Regions from separate parts of the Homo sapiens genome. Here region 2 is linked to region 1. Evidence: chromatin loops called from intact Hi-C (ENCODE). Cell type or tissue: heart right ventricle. All regions are shown on one strand. Links, peaks and the distances in the headings refer to the core of each region. The heading gives the core; the rest is flanking DNA. Region 1 overlaps FHOD3 (formin homology 2 domain containing 3). Region 2 overlaps FHOD3 (formin homology 2 domain containing 3).

Region 1 (4,395 bases), core at 205-4,204:
TGCCCACCACCCCCACATCATCCGTCTCACCCCCACAGGAGGCCAGGTTGGAAAGGTGAGTTCGACAAGCACGCTGATAGCTTCACAGTCCTCAAGTGAGGGGAATCAATTTGGTTAAGTGTGGTTAAAGGAAAAATATAAATAAAAGACATAACATGAAGTATTTTCCTTTACAGAACATTGTCCGAAGCCAGGAATATTTTCTCTTTCTTTCACACTATTTACTAAGCAAATATTTTATTAGAGGTGATATTTTAATATTAGCGTCTCATCCCCCTACACACTTTCCATAGAAAGTATAAAAATGTCTTCTAAAATATTTGTGTGAATGTTTTGATTCATTCCTTAAAAACTGTTCTAGATTTTACGTAAGCTCTGCAATTTGTTATATACACATCAGTTTTCACCATTGAATGATTAAATCTGTGTAAATCAGAAAGTAGTGGGCCCATTAAGGTGCTGTATAATTAATCCAGGACCTACCAGAAGAGAAAAGAATTGTATGGGTACATGGAAGGAATTTAACTTGGCAAGAGTATTAGACCACCAGAAATTAACTGATTATGACTCCCAGAAGCAAATGATTGCCCAAGGATGTGTTTACAAGGGAAAGGTAAGACCTGTAATTTTAGAACAGTTAGAAAGTTACCCTCACATGGCAAGAGTGCTGAGTTAGAGAAGACTGGTTAGGATTCCAGCTCACTCACTTGGAAGTTATTTAACCCTGAGGGTAAATGCCAATTACACCAACCCATACCTTAGAGGGTGATTTTGATGAGCAAACAAAAGTCCACTCGGGAGTGCTGTGTGAAGCCCACCATGTGTATCTGGTGGAAGCTGTTAGTGTAGGAGATGATAGCATGTAACTTCCAGCAGCTCCTCATTCATCAGGAATCTAGACATGAGCGACATCAGAGATCACTTACCTCAAATCCCAAATTTAAAGCAACCTGCGTTCCACATTTAGATCCTCTTCTATGTGTATTCTGAAGTATGTTTTGCCGAGTGCTGCTGGTGATTGGAGGTTTGGTTGGGTTGAGAGCAGGCAAGACCTTAAGCCCTGGGAGGAAGGGAGGTCCAGTGGGGTTTGCCTAGTCACATGTCACTGTTAACTTCTAAGATGGCATGTAGATCCTACGGTGTCAAGCTCTCAGATTCCACAGTCCAGTGTGGTCCTGGGCTGAGCACACTTGGGCTAAGTTAGGTCTTGATAATAAGGTAACCATTTGATTACCCCGAAGACACCATTACCTGTCTGTAGTTCTGTCCTTTACCCTAGGGCACCTCCTGTTGGGATTAGCTGAAGTTACCTGTAGTCCTGAAAAGGTCACCATACAGATGACCCTTGTCAAATGGGATGTAAGATTTGGGGCCAAAGTGAGTAATATTGGAGTCAGACTGATACGACGTTGCACATCTTGCACCTGCCAAGCTGCCAGCTCCTCAGGGACTAGAACCAGGCTCTGTTCATTGGTGTGTTCCCTACAGTGCCTGGGGCCTGGCAATAGTAGAGCCACAGTAAACACTGATGGAAGGATGGGGTGACTTAGCTGCTCACTGCTTGGGAACACTTTGGAGGTCTGTGAAGTTATAAAGTTATACAGACAGGGGTCCATGTGGCCCACAAGATTACCAAAGCCCTGGGCTTGGATGTTCTTCCCAGGTTCTGAAAGGGAAGCCCCAACCTCTGCCCGCTTTTCTGCCACTGGAATCCCAGGTCCAGGTTTGGGCTAGAAGATCCAGGATCCTGAAGGACTCCTGTCTGTGTCTCCTTCTCTGCCTGGACTGGCTGAAGTGCCCCTGGGGATAAGGAGGGTGGGCAGTTAAACCAGGAATGGTAGAATTGGATCCCAGAGCCTGGGCGCGGTGGCTCACACCTGTAATCCCAACACTTTGGGAGGCCGAGGTGGGCAGATCACGAGGTCAGGAGTTTGAGACCAGCCCAACCAACATGGTGAACCCCCGTCTCTACTAAAAATACAAAACTTAGCCGAGTGTGGTGGTGCACGCCTGTTATCCCAGCTACTCAGGAGGCTGAGGCAGGAGAATCACTTGAACCTGGGAGGTGGAAGTTGCAGTGAGCCGAGATTGTGCCATTGCACTCCAGCCTGGGTGACCGTGAGACTCTGTCTCAAAAACAAAACAAAAACAAAAAAGACTTGGATCCCAGAGTGCCTTGAACATCCTGGGGAAGAGGCTGGACTTTATCCTGAGACCACTGGAGCTGTTCAAGTTTGGAAACAGGAGACAGGAGGCAGGAGGCAACCAATTCTAATTTGTTAGTAGCATAGAACAAGCCACTGGGGTGAGGCTGCAGGAACAAGGGCTGCCGCGAGGCAGTGTCAGAGTCCAAGAGAGATGACCGTGCCCAACATGGCACTGGCTGTGGGACTTGCCAGGAGCAGCAGGTTTGGCAGAGTTGGCTGCCGCCTGGAGGGTAAGAGGAGACGCAAAATGAGTAGAGGTTCAGGCTTGCACGAGTGTATGGATGTTAGAAACAAGGAACTGGGACGATACTGGAAGAAAAGCAAATTGGGTGGAGACTTCCAGCATGGGGCATGGGTGGTCCAAGGAGCCTGTCTGACATCCAGGGAGATGTTCCAGAGGCCCTGGGGAGGTGTGGACTCAGCAGTCCTTGGCTTGAAGAAGGCTCTGGAGTTAAATCCCTCAGAGAGCCTGGCATTGGGATGGGGTCACTGGGGAACAGCAGTGGTGGGATGACTCTCCTAAGTTCCTTTCCTTCTTACAGTACGCTGTTGCTGTAGGAACTTGGTTTTCTTTACCATCACTCTATCCACGAGCGAGTACGGTAGCTTCTAAGAGTCTATCACCTCCTTTACATTTGCTTGTCTTTTTCACTGTCACCTTGTGTGGCTCTGAAAAAACATATGATGAATCATTTGACATATCAGATGTGCAGTTTTATTAAGACCAGGAAGCCACTGGACCTGGCTGTATTACCACTTTACTTATGTTTTGTAAGTGGGGGAAAAAAAAAAAGAAATAAGAGGATCTTCTAACTCCAAATCATACTTGTGCACCATCGCCCAAGAATATTACATCAGTTGCACTTATGATAATAGACATTTTTATATAGTTTGAATTTTTTCTTTGTCATATTTGACAACTGAATTCTTTGGATATCACCCATAATCTAATTTCACCTATGCAAGTATTTTTTGCCCATTAAGATGTGTGATTATTTTTACTGAGGTATATATACTTTAGTAGAATTTGTAAGATTTATGGTTGGTATGTTTTATATATACATATATTATTAAAACCAAAAAGGAACTATATTATCAATAATGGTTACATTTCTGCAATGAGGATGCGCGTCTTCTGTGATCATACCCCTGACTAATAAACATTGTGCCTGAGCCCTGTACAATACTAGGAAGTTCTAGAACTTCATTCCCTTGATTTGGAAACAAGACTACTTCACTGAAGTCCTGGGATAATCAGGCCAACTAAAACACCCTTCAGGCACCTCGGCCCACTTTGGAAATGCAAGTGGACATTGTCATGAGCTTGGAGTTTTCCATTTCTTCCCCAACAAGTATATTCATGTGTTAGATGTTGATAAAACTTGGAATGATAAATTGACATAGGAAGGAAGTGCTGAAGAAACAATATGGAAAATTAAGTCAAGGATATTAAAATGAATCCATCTCCATATCTCCTATTATAGCTTTGTTAATAGGGCTCTCTTTTAGAAATAGAGTAATATTTTCATGAAGTTTGGAACTTAAGAGAAAACAAAACAAAACGAGAAAACCAGAACTATCTGCAAAGGCCCTCAGGAATACAAGATGCAACTGTTTAATGAAAGCAGACTTTTAAAACACTTCACTTTTTGAAAATGTACTTTTTGAGCAGATAATTTCTAAATGTTTTCTTTGTGAAAGAAAATAAAACTACAGGAATATTTGAACTATTTGTGTTCAAGTATTCAAATGAAACAAACAAGCAAACAACCACACCTCAAGCGCATATGTGGTTGTGAGGCTTTGGGAAAGGCCGGGCCCATCCTCTTCCCTTCCCTGTAGTGACATCTCCATCTTGTGGACTTTCTCATCAATGGCGGCTGGAGGCTTGCCTTGTCAATGTGAGGAAACAGTACGCCCAAGCCCTGGGACTGAAGGTACCCTAAGACAGTCCTTGTTCTGGGACTAGAGAGGCCACCTAGAGTAAGCCTATCCTGCACTGTGAGTGCTCAGTGGGAAGAGGTTGTAGGAACCTCAGGCCCATACTTAGGACGCCAGAGAGGATTTCTCTGTGGACATGCTGTGCTGAAACCCAAAGGATCATATGCACTTTAACCATGCATTCTGTTCTCTTTTCCACTTGTAATAATGCCATTGTTTACTATAAATGACACTGACATGGCTGTTT
Region 2 (4,395 bases), core at 332-4,331, 80 kb before region 1:
GGCAAGCCTCTGGCATAGTCTTCTCTGGTTTCTGCCGGGGTGTGGAGGAGCATGTGTTAGGGACCTGACTGCAGGGGGATTTGGGAGAAGTAGTGAAAGGGACCCTGTCCTGAGCAGGTGCACATGCACCAAGGTTAAAGTGCTGTACGGGTGGCACGTTATGGAGATCAGAGTGGCTGTAGTGGGCAACATGGTCAGATGGAGTGGGGGATCTTGAGGGCCTGGATACAGAATTTGAACCTGAATTAAACAGGTCACAGAATCAGCATAGCTTTGTAGGGTCCCTGAAAAGCATATTGGATTAATCTGTTCTCACACCGCTAATAAAGACATACCTGAGACTGGGTAATTTATAAAGGAAAGAGGTTTAATGGACTCACAGTTCCACATGGCTGGGGAGGCCTCAAAATCATGGCGGAAGGCGGAGGAGGAGCAAAGGCACATCTTACATGGTGGCAGGCAAGAGAGTGTGTGCAGGGGAGCCACCCTTTATAAAACCATCAGATCTCAGAAGACTTATTCACTATCATGAGAAAAGCATGGGAAAAACCCACCCTCATGATTCACTTACCTCCCACTGGGTCCCTCCCATGACATGTGGGAATTATTACAATTCAAGGTGAGATTTGGGTGGGGACAGAGAACCAAACCATATCACATGTGGTCTGCCCAGACTGTCCCCCATCCCTGTGTTCACTGCCCACCCCCACTAGAGTGAGCCTTTCCAGGCTGCTGTTCACAGTGCTGTGCTCTGCTGGGGAGTCCATCCCCTGGCCCTACCCCTGGAGTCACCTGCCTCCCAAGGATTCTGCTGTCCTTTGGGAGCACTCAGCCCTGGTTTGATTTGGGGAGGAGTATGGTTCTAGTTTTAGGCTGTATCTCCTTCTCAGGCTTCTCAGAATCCTGGTGATTGTGTCCTTGTGTGGTTGGAAGGGCTTTTTCTCTGTGGCTGGCACTGGCATGCGAATCCCCATGGGGTCCCATATCCGTGGGTGACCCTCACATCTTGCCCTCAGGTTTTCTTTTTCTAGTACTTATTGATGAGAGAATTTTTCCCCATTTCAGATTAGAAACAGCTATGCTTTCCCTCAGAAGATTGAAAATCTTTAAAAAAAAATGTTTGGCTTTGTTTTCTATGGAAAATGGAAGTGACTCTGTTTTGAAACTGATGTAGGTGACCTTGGACACTGAGTGAAATGCTGGGCTTTCTAGGTTGCATCAGCCAGACCGAGGGAAGATTTATATCTCATATCCTGTTTCAGTTTTTTCTCCTTTTTCCTTGCTTGTGCTGGGAAGCCTCCCTAACTTTCATGTTCATTTGGAACCTGCTCCCTCCCCAAGGCACTCTGAATGGTCTCAAGGACATAAAAGCTAGGGAGATGGGAAGAGATTTTGCAAGAAAGATTGACTTTTTGTACATGACACAGCTGAATTAAGATATCTTTATGGTTTTATGATGGCCATGATAAAACACCAACAACTTGCCCTATTTCTAAAAGGAAATAAAACCTAACATGCTTACAATAGAAAAACTGACAGTCTGTTAGCTCATCACCAGACAGAGAATAGAGTGAGGGCAAGGTTAGGGAAGGTGGGATGGGTATGGGGAAGAATCACTGTGAGCAGGGAGAGATTACATAGAGAATGCTGTGGTCTGAATGTGCCTCCCTAAATTTTTGTGGTGTAAACGTGATCCCCAATGCAACAGTGTCAAGAGGTGTTTAGGTCATGAAAGCTCTGCTGTCATGAATGGATTAATGCCATTATAAGAAGGATTTGTGGAAGGAGTGCATTTGCTCTCTTTTGATTCTCTGCCATGTGAGGGCACAACCTTCCTGCCCTCCAGAAGATACAGCAACAGGCACCATCTTGGATGCAGAGAGACTGGGCCCTCACAGTCAGTGCCTTGATCTGGGACTTCCCAGCCTCCAGAACTGTGAGAAATAAATTTCTGTTCTTCATAAATTACCCAGTCTCAGGTATTTCTCTTTATAGCAGCAAAAATAGACTAAGAGAGGAAAGGCACAAAGAAAAGAAGAGGGAGAGATAGAAAAGAGGGAGGAGAAGGACCACGGAGGAGGAAAAGAAGAAGAGCAGCAGAGAAAAAAAAAAACAGAAATAACAGAAATGCATGCCATGGCTCAGAGTCTCTGATGTGGCAACAGCATCATATTGATATTACTTTGGAATCATTCTGTAAGGAAAATAAACAATCAGGAAAGAATAAACACACAGGAAAATCTTTATTGCATTTCTAAATAACATGGAAAAATTATAAAATTAAAAAGTTTCAAAAATACATTTGTAGGAATTGTGCTTTCCCAGCCTCCCCATCCTACACGGTGCACTCGGTGTGTGCTTCCTCAGTGGTGGTTCAGGACTCTGGGCTGCCTCTTCAGGGCCTCTGTCTAAGGTGGCACACTCGCCTCCTCCCTAGCCATTTGGGCCGTCAGCACTGGATCTGTGTGGATTTCTGTCTTCATCTTTTATTTTCCCAAAGGCAGGTCTAGAATAGTCTCTGGCTCCTGTGTTCTGCACTGTGCTGGTCATAATGAGGACAAGAGAGTGGAGCCAAGAGTCAGCCTGTGCCTTGGAGTTCACTGTGTTGTTGGAAAGGAGAATTCTGGGGAACAGTGATGCCACAGCCCATCCCACTAACTGTGATGTCACATGAAGGTCTCCTGCCCCCCTGCAGGGTGTGCTCTGTTCTAGGCGAGTTGCTGAAAGTTAACAAAGGCAGTAGCTGCCAAGTTTATTTCCAGTCTACATAGTTCTAATGAGATCACCTCTTATTTACAAAACCAATAGAGTGTCTGCTGATACTCTTCCCTCACCCCCATCTGAATAATGAGAAATTGAAAAGAACAACAGATACATCAACCCAAGACCCTTAGATTTTGAGAAGGAGGCCTCAGTCTCCTCCTTAAACATACAGTTTGGTCAATACAGCTGCAATGGGTTTTCCCCAATTCAAATTAAGAAATCAGCAAAGCCAGGGGCCCTAGCATTTCCTTTTGACAAAGAGTCAGATTTATCTTAACCTGGAAAGGTTACCTTGACATCCAGTTGCCTTTGCCTTATACAGTCACAGAGTTGATAAAGGAAGTACTGGAGCAGAAACATCTTGTCACTGTGTTTTCATAATTCATCATTTTTCTTCCATGAAAGGCAACAAGATGTGATTTTGCAGCCTGCCAGAGGCTCATTATGCAATGCATATTTGCAGATATTTGAGACTCATAGCCAGGGGAGAAAATAATGCATTCGTAGCCAAATAATGACTTTTTAAAAGAAAGAAAAAAGTGTTTTCAATAAAGTGTTTCTTTCTATTTACAAGAGCCAATCTTTAAACTCTCCAGTCAGAGGTAAGAGGCAGATGCCAGGCCCATGACTTATCACAGGATGTGGATTTTTTTCTCTTCATACATCTGGAATTCTAATTAATTGGAGTAAGATGATTCAGTCTATACAGCATGGCCCTTTGTCACCCAGCACAGAGAGTCTGTCTCTTTATCTCTATGGATCCTCTTTTGGCCCAAGGGGAAGGCCTCAGGGCCCTGAGCCTGGCAAACTCTCACCTCCTTGCTGCCTCTTAGGGGTGCCTCAGGGCGCTGGCATGGAAGCTTCCCTGTCTGCATTGCTCTCCAGGTTAGCTTGCCTTGCTCTGTCTAAGTTCCCATCAGCCCCATTGGATCTCATCCTTCCATCTGTGCCCCATATTGCTGATCACAGGTCTCCAGACTTCCTTTCTACTTGTGTGAGGGTGTGCAGGCCTCCCTACTCCTATGTAGGCCTATCTGGAGGAGCCCTGGCCAAGGCCCTCCTTGCACGCACGTACACACACATACATACATGCTCGTGCTCATGCGCTCTCTCTTTCTCTGTCATATACATTAGAGAACCTATGAGCCCACCCGCCAGCCACCCCACCCCCAACACTGGGGACATTGCTGAAAGTTTGTTTAGGACTGCAAAATGAAGAAAAAATAAGTAACGTGGTGTGTAGAATGGAGTGGTGGAGGAGGGGAAATTGACAGGGATGGGAAAGCTGGGTGGGAAGGGTTAGCTCAGTATCACAGCTGTGAGGTGAGAGTAGCAGTGGAAACAGAATAATGAAAAAATAGAGACATTTTGAGGACTAGCCTTCTAGGAGGAGATTTCTGGATATAGGAAAATAAAAGGAATCAAAGGTTGGGGGTCACAGTTTGACTCTGCAGCTAGAAATATGGCAGTGCCAATGGCAGTAGAAGAGTTGGACATTGGGGTTTGTTGGCAAGAAAACTTTGGACACACTGGTTTGGAGATGAAGGAAATATTCCCAAAGAGAGCTAAGTGCCATGGAGCCTGGTGCTCCATGTGCCCCAGGAGACACTGGCTGATGGGCAAGGAGAGGAG

The links. A loop is a pair of places that touch in the nucleus more often than their neighbours do. Peaks named below come from ENCODE experiments on the same cell type or tissue, not always from the same donor. Only the 100,000 strongest peaks of a DNase experiment are listed, where the experiment ranks them.
Region 2: it touches region 1 in a loop (2.6-fold over the local background); 6 of 110 quality-filtered maps call a loop at or near these places.

What each region holds. Positions count from the first base shown.
Region 1 is chr18:36,658,134-36,662,528 of GRCh38, forward strand. FHOD3 (formin homology 2 domain containing 3) reads left to right here. Exons shown (of 29, transcript NM_001281740.3): 14 at 1-55. LOC105372071 (a long non-coding RNA gene) reads right to left here. Exons shown (of 3, transcript NR_132982.1): 2 at 2,784-2,876; 3 at 2,256-2,430. Among named protein-coding and RNA genes, the nearest start is that of TPGS2, 170 kb to the right of the region's middle. RefSeq lists an enhancer at 3,989-4,148. In heart right ventricle, for the core only: CTCF peaks have their summits at 2,415 (motif pointing left) and 4,072 (motif pointing left); a DNase peak (open chromatin) is centred at 2,370; H3K27ac peaks cover 791 bases.
Region 2 is chr18:36,577,842-36,582,236 of GRCh38, forward strand. The region is part of intron 6 of FHOD3 (formin homology 2 domain containing 3); the gene reads left to right. Among named protein-coding and RNA genes, the nearest start is that of TPGS2, 250 kb to the right of the region's middle. In heart right ventricle, for the core only: a CTCF peak has its summit at 2,692; a DNase peak (open chromatin) is centred at 2,620; H3K27ac peaks cover 3,273 bases.